Linked DNA regions of Homo sapiens: region 1 is linked to region 2. Evidence: read pairs that join two places in POLR2A ChIA-PET (ENCODE). Cell type or tissue: GM12878. All regions are shown on one strand. Links, peaks and the distances in the headings refer to the core of each region. The heading gives the core; the rest is flanking DNA.

The links. Peaks named below come from ENCODE experiments on the same cell type or tissue, not always from the same donor. Only the 100,000 strongest peaks of a DNase experiment are listed, where the experiment ranks them.
Region 1: POLR2A ChIA-PET joins it to region 2 with 6 read pairs; 1 of 35 experiments calls an interaction of 5 or more read pairs at or near these places.

Annotation. Positions count from the first base shown.
Region 1 is chr11:61,085,183-61,093,661 of GRCh38, forward strand. It overlaps LOC105369325 (a long non-coding RNA gene), which reads right to left and starts at 7,176. Exons shown (of 2, transcript NR_188502.1): 1 at 7,115-7,176. RefSeq lists enhancers at 6,449-6,498, 6,777-7,739. In GM12878, for the core only: no CTCF peak of the experiment used is centred there; no DNase peak of the experiment used is centred there.
Region 2 is chr11:61,833,026-61,841,269 of GRCh38, forward strand. It overlaps FADS2 (fatty acid desaturase 2), which reads left to right. Exons shown (of 12, transcript NM_004265.4): 2 at 4,753-4,863; 3 at 7,309-7,506; 4 at 7,599-7,700. Among named protein-coding and RNA genes, the nearest start is that of FADS2, 8.8 kb to the left of the region's middle. RefSeq lists enhancers at 350-1,217, 1,218-2,085, 1,261-1,310, 1,421-1,780, 2,086-2,953 and 2 more, a cis regulatory region at 1,569-1,903 and a silencer at 1,961-2,020. In GM12878, for the core only: no CTCF peak of the experiment used is centred there; no DNase peak of the experiment used is centred there; H3K27ac peaks cover 440 bases.

The DNA of each region.
Region 1 (8,479 bases), core at 2,622-5,121, 750 kb before region 2:
TACACCTTATACAAAAATCAATTCAAGATGGATTAAAGATTTAAACGTTAAACCTAAAACCATAAAAACCCTAGAAGAAAACCTAGGCATTACCATTCAGGACATAGGCGTGGGCAAGGACTTCATGTCCAAAACACCAAAAGCAATGGCAACAAAAGACAAAATTGACAAATGGGATCTAATTAAACTAAAGAGCTTCTGCACAGCAAAAGAAACTACCATCAGAGTGAACAGGCAACCTACAACATGGGAGAAAATTTTTGCAACCTACTCATCTGACAAAGGGCTAATATCCAGAATCTACAATGAACTCAAACAAATTTACAAGAAAAAAACAAACAACCCCATCAAAAAGTGGGCGAAGGACATGAACAGACACTTCTCAAAAGAAGACATTTATGCAGCCAAAAAACACATGAAGAAATGCTCATCATCACTGGCCATCAGAGAAATGCAAATCAAAACCACTATGAGATATCATCTCACACCAGTTAGAATGGCAATCATTAAAAAGTCAGGAAACAACAGGTGCTGGAGAGGATGCGGAGAAATAGGAACACTTTTACACTGTTGGTGGGACTGTAAACTAGTTCAACCATTGTGGAAGTCAGTGTGGCGATTCCTCAGGGATCTAGAACTAGAAATACCATTTGACCCAGCCATCCCATTACTGGGTATATACCCAAATGAGTATAAATCATGCTGCTATAAAGACACATGCACACGTATGTTTATTGCGGCACTATTCACAATAGCAAAGACTTGGAACCAACCCAAATGTCCAACAATGATAGACTGGATTAAGAAAATGTGGCACATATACACCATGGAATACTATGCAGCCATAAAAAATGATGAGTTCATATCCTTTGTAGGGACATGGATGAAATTGGAAACCATCATTCTCAGTAAACTATCGCAAGAACAAAAAACCAAACACCGCATATTCTCACTCATAGGTGGGAATTGAACAATGAGATCACATGGACACAGGAAGGGGAATATCACACTCTGGGGACTGTGGTGGGGTCGGGGGAGGGGGGAGGGATAGCATTGGGAGATATACCTAATGCTAGATGACACATTAGTGGGTGCAGCGCACCAGCATGGCACATGTATACATATGTAACTAACCTGCACAATGTGCACATGTACCCTAAAACTTAGAGTATAATAAAAAAAAAAAAAAAAAAAGAATAAAATCTAAATTTCTTAAAAAAAAAAAAAATAAAAAAAATAAAAAATAAAAATTAGCCAGACGTGGTGGTGCACACCTGTAATCCCAGCTGCTCGGGAGGCTGATGCAGGAGACTCATTTGAACCTGGGAGGCAGAAGCTGCAGTGAGCCAAGATGGCACCACTGCACTCCAGCCTGGGTGACAGACTCTTGTCTCAAAATAATAAATAAATAAAATAAAGTTCAAAGAAAAGGCAAAGCCAATCTATGATGACAGAAGTCAGGACAGTGGATACTTGGGTAGGGAGCAGTGCGGGGCAGTGGGGAGCCTCCCAGGTGCTGGTTACACCAGCACGTGCAGTGTGTGAAGTTACATTTATAACACACTGCATGTACTGTGCTGTGTGTATCCCATATATAAGTAAAAAGTTGTTGTTGTTTTAAATTAAGCATCTGGGTTCCAGCCCAGCTTTACCACCTGGATGGTGTATAATCTCAGGCTAATTAAACTCTCTGAGTATCTACTCACTCTTCTGCAAAATAGAATAAAAATGATATCTGCCCCAAATGCTTCCAAATGTCAATGATTCAAAATTTCCATTCACGTTTACCTTATCCAAGTACCAAATATTATTTTTACTTAATATTTTTCCTTTAAATCAACTCACTAGTTAATCTAAAAATGAAATGTATAAACCATGAATCTGGTGAGCTAGTTATCTATTTTCAGTATATAAATTAATATAAAGTAAAACAAACACATTATTAAGATAAAAATGTTCATCTGTGAGCCACCTCAAGTCATCCTCCACATCAGTGAAGGTGGTATGTATATATTAACTCTGTCACCCAGGTTGGAGTGCAGTGGCATGATCACAGCTCACTGCAGCCTCAACCTCCTGGGCTCAAGCAATCCTCCCATCTCTGCCTCCCAAGTGGCTGGGACTACAGGCACACACCACCATGCCTGGATAATTTTTTTTTAATTTTTTTATAGAGACAGGGTTTCACCGTGTTGCCCAGGCTGGTCTTTAACTCCTGGGCTCAAGTGATTCTCCTGCCTCGGCCTCCCAAAGTGCTGGGATTACAGGCACGAGCCACTACGCCCGGCCAAGGTGTCATACTCACTCTGGGGAAAAAAACTAAGATAATGTAATTACATAGAGTCCCTAGCACTGTGTAAGCCCTTAGTAAATGGTAGCTATTATCACCACCATCATCATCATCATCGACTTCATCAACATTACTGACATCATCATCACCATCATCTTCATCATTTCATCATCACCATCAGCATCATTACTGCCATTATCATCATTCTCATCATTGACATGATCATCACTATCATCATCACCACATATAACACCAATAAGTATTTGTTTCCAGATCATCCCACAGGGTCAACCCAACATGGCCCTGGCCTCAGAAGAGCTTACAGAATTAGGAACATATAACCCATGCTGAAGTGTTGGGGCTTGCTGGGACACATATCGAGGTGAGCGCTCCACATCGGTGTGGATGGGGTAGAAGTTGTTGAGCTATGCCCTCCCACCCTCCACACCAGACCAGAACCGACTCTCTCCAGATTGCCTTGGGGACCTGCCTCTTGCCACAGGCCAAGGCTGACTGCACCTGGACCCATCCCCTCATCTCTCAGAACTTCAGTCTCCTCATCTCTGAAACAAGGCTGGTGACCTCAGCTCCTCCAAACCTCCCAGCAATGGGCAAAGGGAAGGACCCGCCATCAAAGACAAACAGAAGTCACTCGAGGAATGTCCTGGACATTCAGTAAATGATCACAAACATGTCTCACTTTTATATCAAATTTGTCCCCCAAGGTGGAGTCCTGGACACTCACTAATGATCACAAACATGTCTTATTCTTATATCAAACCTGTCCCTCGAGGTGGACCTGGACCTCTTCCACACTGACAGTCACAGGGCACCTAGAGTGCCCATCATGGAACAGAAAAATCCTGATCCCTAAAGTAGTTATAAACCTACTCAAGTGTGTCCCTCTTTAAGTAAACTCAGCCAATCAGTATTCAGATCTACTAGAAGTAAGTTGGGATGGAGGTAACTAATTCAATTTTTACAGTGTGCTTTTAGTATTTAAAATGGTCATAATCCTTGATTCAAATAATTCTAATTAAAGGAAATAAGGATATGATTGTGCAAAAATATTTATCACAGTTATTTTTAATAGCAAAAAAAAAAAAATGAGGAGCTGGGTAAAGTGGCTCACGCCTGTAATCCCAGCACTTTGCGGGGCTGAGGCAGGAGGATCGCTTGAGCCTAGGAGTTTGAGACCAGCCTGGGCAACACAGCGAGACCCTATCTCTACAAAAAATTTGTTTTTAAAAATTAACCAAGCGTGGTAGCTCATGCCTGTAGTCCCAGCTAAGGCCGAGGAAGGAGGGTCACTTGAGCCCAGGAAGTCAAAGTAGCAGTGAGCTGTGATCGCACCACTGCACTCCAGCCTGGGCAACAGACTGAGATACTGTCTCAAAAAAAAAACAAAAAAAAAAAGAGTAAACAACACAAATGTCCAATAATAGGGATTGGTTAAGTAAAAATCAGAACTTTTATTAGCTATTGTAGACCCATTTTTAAAAACCATGTTATATAAGTCTATGACATGGCACGACACTCAAGATATACTTTAAGAAAAAAAGCAGATACAAAGATATCTCTTTATATATATCTACATATAGATATCTGTGTGTATATATCTTAAGTATATTTATAAAAGATATATAATTTATATAAAATATATATACCTCGTACATATAAACATGTATATCACAAATACATGATACTAATTTTGAAACAGTAGATTATCGTAATTATAAATTGAAAAGAATAAAATATATAACATATTAACTGTGGTCATAATGAATGGTAGGATTGTGAGTGGTTTTATTTTTTCTTTATATTCTATAGTTTTGCTAATTTTTCACAAAAGCATGCATTATTTTTATTATTAAAAAATCACGTTATAAAAATGTTATATGTTTTACATAATTATACAAACAAATACCAGGACTTTTTTCTTTAAAAGATTTTCTGCAGACCCCTTTTAAAATAAAATCCTTACCCAACCTCATGCTACCATCTTGATCAAATCTCACCCCCACAATTAATTTCTGTAAATGTAGAAACTATTCAACTCATTGATATTTTTATTTTATGAAAATAAGACTGCAATATATAAATTGTTCTGAAATTTAATGTTTTCACTGAGCAAAAATATCATGGACATTTCTCTGTGTCAGGATACGGGGATCTATGAGCCCTTTCTTGATGGCTATATTCCCAACTATTCCAGAGTGTAGCTGGTTTGGAACTTATTTGCCCTTTGCCCTATCTTTCCCGTGTTTTATTATCCGTTGGTGACTTCAGCACCCCTGTGCATACTGCCTTGCACCCTGGTGAGTATAGGAGGCTTCTCTAAAGGTAATAGTGTATACGAGATTTTTTTTTAATGTGGCTTTTGCCATTTTATCCCTTAAAAATGGCTGTATCAATTTTCCAGCTTCTGGTAACTGATATTCTTTAAATGAGACTCCAAGCTTCAACTGACAGATTGAGGAATCTGGTGGACCATCTGGTGCAGCGCCTTTATTTCACAGATAAACTGAGACCCGGGGGGAGAGACTCCACCCTAGGCACGGAGCCAGTGAGGGGCTGAGCCAGGATGCTGCCCACAGCGTCCCACTTCTGGACCCATCTAGAAGCCACTACGCTAGCAGGACTCAGAAGTCATTGTCCTCATGCTTCCCTCAGCCTGGAAAATTGATCCCACCACCAAGCTGGAAAACCACTCATCCTTTGGGTCTTCATCTAGATGTCACCCCCTCCAGGAAGCCTTCCCTGATTTTCCCAGAGGCTGGATTGGACACGCGTCCCCCTCTGTGCTCCCTCAGGCCTGGCCTTTCCATGCTGTGTCCCAGTTGCCTGTCAGGTAGCCTCCCCACTGGGCTGGAAGCTCAGGGCGGTGGTGGGGGGTGCGGGGAGCAGGGTGTGCTTGTCAGTCTGTTTCATGTGTCCCTGCTGAAAGCTTCTCTGTCAATCATTCATTTGTTCAAGAAATAGCTTTGTGCCGGGTGCTAGGTGCGGGGGAGAGAAGGCAGGAGCGCTCCTGACCAGTGTCAGGTCTTCAGGAACGCTAAGCACTGCTCTAAGAAGCTGAGAGCCACGCTGAAGCTCTGCGTGCTGACCGCCACGTGAGCCTTTTCCACAAGTGCACCCGGCCAGCCTCCCAACATCCCTTCAAGGCAGGCTGTGTTCCACCCGTTTTACAGATGGGATCTGAGGCTCCAAGGGCCAAGGCTGCCACACCGAGGACACACAGTTGGGTCAGCCGGCCTCCTAGGCCCCCAAGATCTCTACTGTGACACAGCGAAACCCCTAAATGGCCACGAGAAGCACCAGCCTGAGATGAGAGAGAGGCTGCACCAGGGCAAGGGGTGCCTGTGGAAGAGGAGGCCTGGCGGTCCAGTCCAAAGCTCACTGTTGGTTATCTGTGCACCTTGGAGAATTCACATAACCTCTCTGATCCTCAATTATTTCACATGAACAACAGCCTTCATTAACACCTGTCGTACACTACTAGGAGGCCTTATTTTCTCAACCAAAGCCTATGCCTTATGGTCGAACAAGTCTAATCTTACAGTAGCAGCGGAAGAGTGAATATGAATGCTGAGTCCTCAGGGCCTCAGGCTGCGGGATGTGTGACTGGCACCCCGGGCTGTGGGCAGGCCTACAGCAGGCCTGGGTTGGGGGGCAGGTAGCAATGGAAAGGGGCTCCAGGAACACAGCCCCAGTGAGGGGAACTTGAGGAGGGCCCAGCAGAGGCGGGGGCGAATGCAGCCTGAGCCAACCAGCCCGCTCACGCCAGGGTACCACTGATCACAGACCTTCCAGAAGCCACAGGAGGCTGCCTAGTGTTGTCCGTGAGGGGCTAGGAAAGTAGGGGGTCAGTGGGGGAGCCTTATCTGTCCCTCCAGGCAAGACGGCCTCCTCCCCAGCTGCTCGACTCGCACCTGGACTTGGGGAAAGTACACACACTGAGACACCTTCCCAAGCCAGCGGGACCCTGTTCAGGCCACTTGGAATCCTCAGTCTTCTGCCCCTCCCCAAAGCCCTGACACTCACTCAACACTCAGCTCCCTCTCACACTAGCGAAAGAGGTAAACCTCCAGGCCCCACACAGAGAAATCCCCCACCTCCGACTGGACTCGGCACGCCAGTCAAACACTTTCATGCTGGGTTCCTAGGACAAGAGAGCTGGGCCTCGGGACCATCCAATCTCTGCATTTTACATATGAGCCAACCTCGGCCCAGAGCATGACAGGGACTTGACTGCAAAGGTGCCAAAGGTGAGACTCGAATGCAGGTGCCACCAGGCCAGCGCGTCTCCACCACACTGCACGCCACATGCATGTCCAGACCTGGATCCTAGATCCTCCTTCTCCCCCTCCCCACCCCCCACCAACAGCCAAACTGGGTGGGAACAAAGCTGGGGGAGGAGAGGCACTTCCTGAGCTGGCGGGGAGGGGAGTGTTGCGAAGTCAGCTCCCTGGGTGCCCCCACCCCCACAGCCAAACAGAGGTTTCCAAGGATCCAGGTCACTGAGTCATCCACACACACTTGTAGGCCTCTTCTGCCCTTCTCATCTGGCCACCAGGCCATCCATTATCTTTGGGAATCATTCCATAGATTTCTTCCTTCATTCATTCAACAAACCCTGAGGTCCTACTATGCACCAGTCACATTCCTCAGCCTCCTTCACCTCCTCCCTCCCACCCTCAGCTCCTCCCCTTTCCCCAGATCCTAGTGCCCCTTTGCCCCAGTGAAGAGGGCACACCTGGGGGCACTGAGGAGTCACCGAGTCCAGAGGGGTGACAGACACAGGCACACCCCACCCCAGATTACCTGGTGTGGCCCACGGCAGCACCGGCAGGCACCTCTCCGGTAGAGGTTGAGGAGGTTCTGACACCCGGCCCTGGGGGCTCAGCAACCCCTTCCCCCACCTTCAGCCTCTACTGGGCCTCGCTGCCTGGAAAACCCAGCCTGGGCTCAGCTGACTTCCTCTTGTGTCATGGAAAGTGCAGTGATGGGGACAGGAAACTCCCGCCAGGGATCTGAGGTCTGAGTGGGGACAGGGGCCCAGAGGTTTCTGGACCTGGAGGCCCGGAGGGGTGAAAGGGGCAGGGGTAACTTATGGGGGTGGGCAGCAGGGAGGGAGCCTATAGGGCAGTGTTCTCAGAGGGCAGCGACCCCCTCCACTAGGGTCGAGGCAGTGCCAAGCCCTGGGGGCCTGGAAGACAGCAACCCGAGGCCCTGAGCTACTTTCAGTTTTCCAAAACCAAACTAACAAACAAAAAGAGTAGAAGTTGTACTGTGATGAAGACTCTGAGATCAAAGCAAAGCCCAAATGTTTGGTTTGTTTTCTTTTCTTTGGGTAAGGAGGTGGGGAGTGGTGGCAAGGGTGGCAGAGTGAGGAAAACGTGGGATCATACTTCAGCGTTGACCTCCTGGGGCCGAATACTTTACCTTCTGAGCCTCAGTTTCCTCATCTGTGAAATGGAAAGCTGTGCCCACTTCCATGATAATTGGGAAGACTGAAGGAGCTGACGCCTCTGGCTAGAGGAAGGTGCTTAGTAAAACTTTCCTCGCTCTTTTGGGCTGCAATTATGTACACTGAGTGTGGGAACAGGGGCTGTGAAGGGCTGCTTACTGCACACAGCTGTGTGACCCACGAACAGCACTCATCAAGAAAAAACATCCCAGCAGAGTCTTTGGTGCTAAGAAGGGTGGAGCCATGTCTGTCTCTTTCGTCTTCACATCCCTGGGCTTAGCATGGGACAAATATTGATAAATGAATGAGTGAATGAATGAATGAATGAAAGAGGCTGGGATTTCCAGAGTCAAGGGACCAGGAAGGATGGATGTGAGGGCAAGGGGCAGGGGGCAGGGAACTGGGCCAGGCCTGGCCGGGAGGGGCCGGGTGAGGTTTCCCCATCCCAGGCTGAGGGCACCTCTGGCGGGAGGAAAAGGCACCTCTGAAGGCTGGATGAGGGATGGGTGTGGCCCCAATCACAGCTACCTTAGGAGTTCTCTTTCCTTGATCCTGGGGTGGGGGTCAAAGCTTCCCTCTGCCAAAGAGGTTCAAGCATGCAGCACCCTCCAGCCCTGAGTGAGCAGAAACCGGGGAGTGTCTAAGTGGGTCTAAGGGAGGAGACCACCCCTCCTATTGTCTTATGCCCGATTTCTGCCTCCAAAGAAAGAAGAAGTAAA
Region 2 (8,244 bases), core at 2,546-5,045:
AAATGTCCCTGTGGAGAAGTTGACTGGCATCAGACCTGGGTGATGGCAGAAGCAGGAACTGGCAAAGAGCGAAGTGTGACAAGCGCTTCAGAATCAGGGTGTTCTGACCTCCCCACCTCACACACCTGCCCTGCCGAGGCGGGTGCATCTCTGCTTTCTCCACCTGTTTACCAATCCTTTCTCTTCCCCATGTCCCGGGTCCTCTTCCTGGAAAGTCTCTGGCTTCTCTCCCGTTACACTAGGATAGAGCCTGGTTCCAATTCTTGGTCCAAAGACAAAGTTTGGGTTGGCCCTCCCTTGCCTTGAATCCTGGTCTGCCTTATACCTGCCAGATATTTCTGTAACCCGGCAGGTGCTGGAAACCTTCTGCCAGCGTTTGAGACACATTTATGGCAATGTGAAGGGAGAGACACAAAATATAATCAACTCTCAGGGAGGAGGACACTCATGTTGAGGGAAGCCTTTGTATGAACAGCGGGCAATGCTCAAGGTAGCCACATGTGACTCAAACTCTACTCAGCTCATTCCCGAGTGTGATAGTGGGCAGGTGGCTCTGCCAACCTACGCCTGATTTCTTATCTCTAAAAAAGGACCTGCCTCACGAAGTTTGGTAAAGATGCCTGGCTGATGTATGCAAGCCACTCCCATGGCCCCGTGGCTCGCCTGCGTCACCTCAGCAGGTGGCAGCTGTAGCAACCACCAGCGTGGGGATGCCGGAGAAGGCTTTTGGTGTTCCAGAGGCAGAAGCCAAGTTGTGTGAAACGCGGAAGAGGACAAGTGTCTGGTCATGACTGCACAGTGGGAAAGTATGAGATCAGAGTGTGTGCAGCTGTGGGGTCCTGGGTCCATTTATTCCCTCGTGAGCCATCTTATTAGGCCCCGTTACAGGCACTGTGTTTATTGCAGCGAACAAGACAGGTGCAGGCCTTCCCAACTGGGGTTTATGCTCCAGCGGGGGACGCAGGCCATAAACAAGTGGGTACGTCACGCAGTCTGATGACGAACCTTGATGACTGCTATGAAGATCTAACAGGGCAATGACCCAGGGAAGGCCCAGGGCTGGGAGAGCTCTTTTGGATGTGATGTTGGGAAAAGCCTCTTGGAGGTGATGTTGAGGCTGAGTCCCGAATGGAGGCAGCCCTGGTGTGGAAAGGAGCGTGGTATGTTCAAGGGCGGTCCGCACCAGGCCTGCTCGGAAAGCTGCCACACTGACCATGGGCAAGGAGCTGATCCAACAGACTGCTCGGTTTTCTAAAACGGCAGGAAGCGTGTGGCACGTGAGAAAAGAGTCCTTAGAGGCAGATGGACCTGGATTTGATCCTGGCTCTGCCACCTGGAGCCCAGGACTTTGCTTCCTGAGCTCCTGCATCTTCACCTCAGAAGTTGGGGCTTGAGGCCTAAGGGAGTAACATGAGCAACACTCCTGGCTCCCTGCCTGGCGCATGCCCATTACCCCTGGGCTCAGGGAGGTGAGGCTGCCCGAGAGCCCTCTGGAAATGGCTGAGCAGCAACCAAGGTCAAGGCAGGGCTCGTCATCTGTCTGCTCCCTTGGAGTTGGAACCTCGACTGCAGGGTTCGGGTGTTGGGGAGGCAGCAGGAGTGGAGATGAGTCTATTTGCAAGCCATTGAGTCTTGCCTTTCAATGAGACAAGAGGAATCCATTAGTTATCAGCCACTGCAGCTGCTTCTCAGGAAACTGCCTTACCAGGGACTTCCTGTTCATTTCTCAAAGGCCGTGGTGTGATGTGAGGAGGACCAATGAAGGGGCTTTTTCAGGCCCAGCCCTGGGCCCTGACTTTGGCAGCTCCTCCGGGCCTCTCCCAGGGCCTTGCTCATTTTGCATAGGCGGCTGAGGCTCTGGTGGGGACTGATCACCCCACCCAGAGCCAGCAAAGCTGGTCACCACTGCAACCCTGGGCTCCTCCCTGCCCGCACCCTGGGCCTCCTCCCTGCCTGCCCCCCCACCCCAGCCCTCCTCCCTGCCTGCCCCCAGGGCCTCCTCCCTGCCTCCCCAGGGACTTCTCCCTGCCTCCCCAGGGACTTCTCCCTGCCTCCCCAGGGCCCTGGAATAGCACGTCTCTTTTCCCTGAAAATACTCTTGACCTGATCCTCTGCTACCATCCCTTTTCGGCTCGGCTAGTGGGTCACAGGCATTTTTTAAGAAACCGTGGGCCCAGTTTTCTCCTGCACGAAGTGTTGCTTTGTCAGTCTGTTCTAGACACAAATAGAACAAAGACCAAGCAAAGGACTTGATGCCAGCAATGCAGTAAGGAGATGATGGGAGACTGGCAGTTACCCTTGGGAGATCCTTACGTGTGGGGCTGAAAAGATTTCCAGGAGTGGTTAGCACTTTCTCCACCTTCCCCCGACCCTTTTTTTTTTTTTTTGAGATGGAGTCTCGCTCTGTCGCCAGGCTGGAATGCAGTGGCACGATCTCAGCTCACTGCAACCTTCCACCTCCCTGGCTAAAGCAATTCCCTGCCTCAACCTCCCAAGTAGCTGGGATTACGGGCGTGTGCCACCACACCTGGCTAATTTTTTTTTTTTTTTTTGTATTTTTAGTAGAGACGGGGTTTCACCATGTTGGCCAGTCTGATCTCAAACTTCTGGCCTCAGGCAATCCGCCGCCTCGGCCTCCCAAAGTGCTGGGATTACCGCACCCGGCCCCCTCTTCTTTTTAATTTTGAAATTTTCCCAACATCCTTAAATGTTGAAGGAACAAGCAAACACCTGTGTATCCTCAACCAAGATTCACTAGTCTTAACATTTTGCCACATTTGCGTTTTTCCTCTTTATATGTGTGCAGTTGCCTTTTGAAAATAAGCTGCGTCATTGTGTGATCACATCCCTAAGGTCTTCAACATTTCCGGAGAAAAAAGGAAGAGATGCTCTAACATCATCACAGTACCTTTGTCACATTTAAGAAAATTAATAGTAATTCCTTGATATGATCAAATATCTGGTCCATATTCATTTTTTCTCATTCAACTCCCGAAAAACCTGGTATAACTTCTTTTTTCCTTCAAGTGAGAGCCTGTCACATTAAAGAATTGCAGGATGTTGTTTTGTTTGTTTGTTTGTTTGTTTTTTGAGTCAAAGTCTCACTCTGTCGCCCAGGCTGGAGTGCAGTGGTGCAATCTTGGCTCACTGCAACCTCCACCTCCTGGTTTCAAAGGATTCTCATGCCTCAGCCTCCTGAGCAGCTGGGATTACAGGCGTGCGCCGCTACACCTGGCTAATTTTTGTATTTTCAGTAGAGGTGGGATTTCACCATGTTGCCCAGGCCGATCTCAAACTCCTAACTTCAGGTGATCGCCCTGCCTCGGCTTCCCAAAGTGCTGGGATTACAGGCATGAGCCACTGTGCCCGGCCTGTTTGTTTTTTGAGACAGGGTCTCACTCTCTTGCCCAGGCTGGAGTGCAGTGGCACCATCATTGCTTATTGTATCTTCCTGCCTCAGCCTCCCGAGTAACTGGAGTTATTGGTGCAGGCCACCATGCCTGGCTAATTTTGTTTATTCTTAGTAGAGACAGGGGTCTTGCTATGTTACTCAGGCTGGTCTTGAACTCCTGGCCTCAAGTGATCCTCCTGCCTCTGCCTCCCAAAGTGCTGGGATTACAGGCATGAGCCCCTGCGACCAGTCAAGAGTTGCAGTTTTTATATCATTTTAGTCTCTTTTAATCTAGACCATGCTTCCGTACTTTTGTTTTTTCCACAAACTTGTATGTTTTTCCCCAGCTATATTGATTTTTCTGATTGTTTCTCATGGTGGAGTTTGACTGGTTTGCCAATCCTACCAATGTCTGGAAGCTTGATTTGATGCAGATTACACAGTGTTCACCACTGGGACATTCTATTGCATCCCCTCAGGGGAGCCTGGTGCTGGCTCATCTCTAATAGAAATACTAGATTTTTTATGAGATAATTCATGTAATATGCATAATATGTATAGAAAAAAGCTGGAAGGAAAAATGCTAAAATATTAGCAATAATGACCACTTTCTGGGTGATATTTATTTTCCTCTTTATTCTGCTGTGCCTTTTCTAACTTGGCCAAAACTCAGCACGTTTTTACTTTATAATTGGGAAAAAAAGATTAAAATGTGTATCATTATAGCAGTGTTAGAGTTTGGAAAGTAATGAAAATAAAGCAAGGCATAATCCAGCTACCTTAACATGTGCAATAATAGCCTAGATCCTCCTAGGCTTTTTTTCAGGAACGCTTTTTACATAATTCTGTGTTTATTTTTTTATTTACTTCATCACAGCACATTTCCAGTGCCAAGGTAGTATTCGGTCTTGTCCTTTTCATTGACCACCCTGGACATGTAGGTGAGGAACTAGTAAGAGATGGTGGGTGGTGTGGTTTGTGCACCATGCAAGGCACTCAGCTCACGAGCAGTCGAGGCTCAAGTCCTCCCTGAGCCCCGTGTCTGCCTGGTGCGCCTTCCTGGAGGGTCACCATTTCCCGACCTGCCCAAAGGCAGCCTATGCATCTATTCACAAACCCCTGGGGAGTGTAGCATGCCTGCACCAGCACAGAAGCCCAGGTGGCTGTTGCCATTGGCGTTGGGCACTGAGGGCTCTGTCCTGGAAAAATGCTGGAGACGGCATTTGGGGCCAGATCACAGGAGACCCCGTTTGGTGTCTGGGTGCACACATGGAGCTGTTGCTGGTGAGCACTGTCCTCCTTGGGGCCCAAGAGCAGACAGAGTTCAGGTCTTAGCCTCATCACTGCCCTCTGCTCTCCAGGATGCCTTCCGCGCCTTCCACCCTGACCTGGAATTCGTGGGCAAGTTCTTGAAACCCCTGCTGATTGGTGAACTGGCCCCGGAGGAGCCCAGCCAGGACCACGGCAAGAACGTAAGTCTGGCTTGCAACCTGGGTGGGGGTGGAGACGAGGCTGGGGGTGGCTGGGAGTCTGAGAGAGGCTCCCCTTGCCCCATGACCAGTAACTGGGGCTGAGGCAGGGGTGCTTTTGTCCTGGAGGAGCCACTGTGGTTCACCTGTGTTCAGGGAGGGCCTCAGAGCCTCCCTGGGAGCCGGGGTTTGACAACAACTAGTGGCGTCTCCTCTCTCCTGGCCAGTTTCATTTTCCTTCTCCTCCATCCCTTTCCAGGAAGGTGCCAGATGACAATCTAGGGGAAAGACAGGACAGAAACACCGAAAAATGTCATTTGATGACAAGAGTGGCTTTGGGGTGTGTGGTCCGGGGCACCTCTTTGAGAAAGAATGACCATTCCCTGGTCATCTGTTCATTGTCTGCAGGTCAGACGCCCCCCTGGGTGCTGGGCTTCCAGGACAGCCATGTGTGAAAATAGCAACCCCTGAGGTCTCATGGGCTGTTGTTTTGTTCAACAATGAAGTCTCCATGTAAATGGCGGAGCCGTTTATAGAAGAAAGTTGGGACAGGAGGCAGGGGCAGGGCAGGACGGGGAGGAGAGTTGTTACAAGGAGAGGAGTGGTACCCACAGGCTGTGACCAGGGTGGTCATGGAAGTCCCACCCTGGCCTCAGCAAGCTCTTCCTCCTCTTGTTGCCAGCCTGGGCCAGACCCCTCTGTTTAGCAGAGCCAGGGCAGGACCAGGGTCTCTCCCGGCCTGGACTCTTGGCCAGTCCCCCACCACCCCCATTGCCTCTGGCTTTCCTGATGAGCTGCGGGCCACCCTGCAGGTCCTTCAAAGGCCAATGCCCCTCCTCTCACCTTGCCCTCCATGGCACATGAGATCACCTGCCCTGTACCCATGCCAGCCCATGCTTGTCCCCTCCTGCCTCCTTCGCAAGTGGGTCCATCTCCCACTCTCACCTCCAGCACCTCCTGGCCTGCGGCTTCCCCAGCTCTGCTCGTCCTGCCCTGTAGCTCCCTTGTCCATGGCCTTGCTCCTTGGCTCTCTCCACTGCTCTCCCTTTCTGCTGCAGATCCTGCACCATTTAGCATCCAAGCTCCCACCAGGCACCACCAGAACCACCCTTCATAGCACCTTGGTCATGCCCTGTGGGTACCGCTCCTCTCCTTGTATCCACTCTCCTCCCCGTCCGGCCCTGCCCCTGCCTCTTGTCCCAAGTTCCTTCTTCCTCGCAATGCCATTGTGTTCCCAGGGCCCTCCTTGACTCCGCTTTGCCTCCCTGGCTCCATGTGCCCGGGACTCACAGCCCCCTCCTGCCTGCCTCAGCTCGCCCTCCTGCGCTAGTTTGTGTCGCCCCCAACTCAACCCCTCAAGACCCAACAGTGTGCGCAGAGCAAGTGGTGCTCTGTTTGGTGGTGGAAAATGCAAGTTTTATTTTTCTTTTCTTTTCTTTCTTTCTTTTTTTTTTTGAGATGGAGTTTTGCTCTTGTTACCCAGGCTGGAGTGCAGTGACACCATCTCGGCTCACTGCAACCTCCGCCTCCAGGTTCAAGCAGTTCTCCTGCCTCAGCCTCCCATGTAGCTGGGATTACAGGTGCCCATCATCATGCCTGGCTAATTTTTGTATTTTTAGTAGAGATGGAGTTTCACTATGTTGGCCAGGCTGGTCTCGAACTCCTGACCTCAGGTGATCTGCCTGCCTCGGCCACCCAAAGTGCTGGGATTAAAGTTTTCTTTTTTAAAAAAGTGTGGTCAACCATTTTGGTCATTTGACGTGTACAGTTCAGTGGCATCAAATAAGCACATTTACATTGTTATGTAACCATCACCACCATCCAGTTCTCATCTTCCCCAAATTGAAATTCCACATCCATTAAGCACTCACTCCTCATTCTCCCACCTCTCAGCCCCTGGCAGGCACCATTCTACTTTCTGTCTCTGAATTTGGCCTCTCCAAGGACCTCCTGTATATGGAATCATACAATATTTGTCCTTTGGTGACTGGCCTGTTTCCCTTAGCATGATGTCTTCAAAGTTCACTCACATTGTAGCATGTGTCAGAATTTCCTCCCTTTTCAAGGCTGAGTAATATTCCATTGCATGGATAGACCACGTGTTGCTGATCCATTCATCCATCACGAGATCTTTGTGTTGTTTCTACCTTTTTCCTGATGTGAATAGAGCTATGAACACAGGGTGTATAAAATGCAAGCTTTTGAGTCAAAGCCTTTCTCTGTCACTCTTACCTAGCTGTGACAAATATACAGGCCCCAGGGCTGTGTGGGGCATGTGGTAACAGCAGCTATTGTAGGGACTCCTGGAGGGTCGAGGCTTGTGGCTTGGCCCCCTCTTGCCACAGCTTCTCTGGGTTGTGCATTGGCTGTTGAAATGGCAGCTCGAGACATATGTTCCCTCCAGAGTGGCTGGTGGCTGACTCCTTTCCCTGTGCTCTTGGTCAACAGTCAAAGATCACTGAGGACTTCCGGGCCCTGAGGAAGACGGCTGAGGACATGAACCTGTTCAAGACCAACCACGTGTTCTTCCTCCTCCTCCTGGCCCACATCATCGCCCTGGAGAGCATTGCATGGTTCACTGTCTTTTACTTTGGCAATGGCTGGATTCCTACCCTCATCACGGCCTTTGTCCTTGCTACCTCTCAGGTGAGGCGTGACACCCTCACTTCCCCTAGCTGACAGAGGCCTGGTGCCTGTTTGCTGAGGCTGTGACAGCACGTGTGACCCTCTCTCCCCAGGCCCAAGCTGGATGGCTGCAACATGATTATGGCCACCTGTCTGTCTACAGAAAACCCAAGTGGAACCACCTTGTCCACAAATTCGTCATTGGCCACTTAAAGGTAAGTGTCAGCAGCCCTGGGCATCTGTCCTGTTGGACAGCAGTTGAGACAGAGGGACCAGGATTCCTCTCTGCTCAGTGCTCTGAGGCTACAGGGTGACAAGGCAGGTGTGCCTATGCTGAGGGCCATGGTGACTCTCCATTCTGCTGACTTCCTGAGCCCTGTCTCTGGATCAGGTCCGAACCACAAAGCCATGGTGTACTACTCATTATGAAGACAGGCACACACCTTTCTTGTCTTTTGGCTCAGCGGATTGTATTTTTTGATGTTCCTTAGCTAAGGACTCATCTAACAAATCTGTTTTTGTTTGGGGACAGTAAAGTAGCAGTATTTTTTTTTTTTTTTGAGACAGAGTCCTGCTCTTGTCACCCAAGCTGGAAGCAATGGTGTGATCTTGGGTCACTGCAACCTCCACCTCCGGGTTCAAGCAATTCTCCTGCCTCAGCCTCCCGAGTAGCTGGGATTACAGGCACTCGCCACCATGCCTGACTAATTTTTGTATTTTTAGTAGAGATGGGGTTTTGCTATGTTGGTCAGGCCGGTA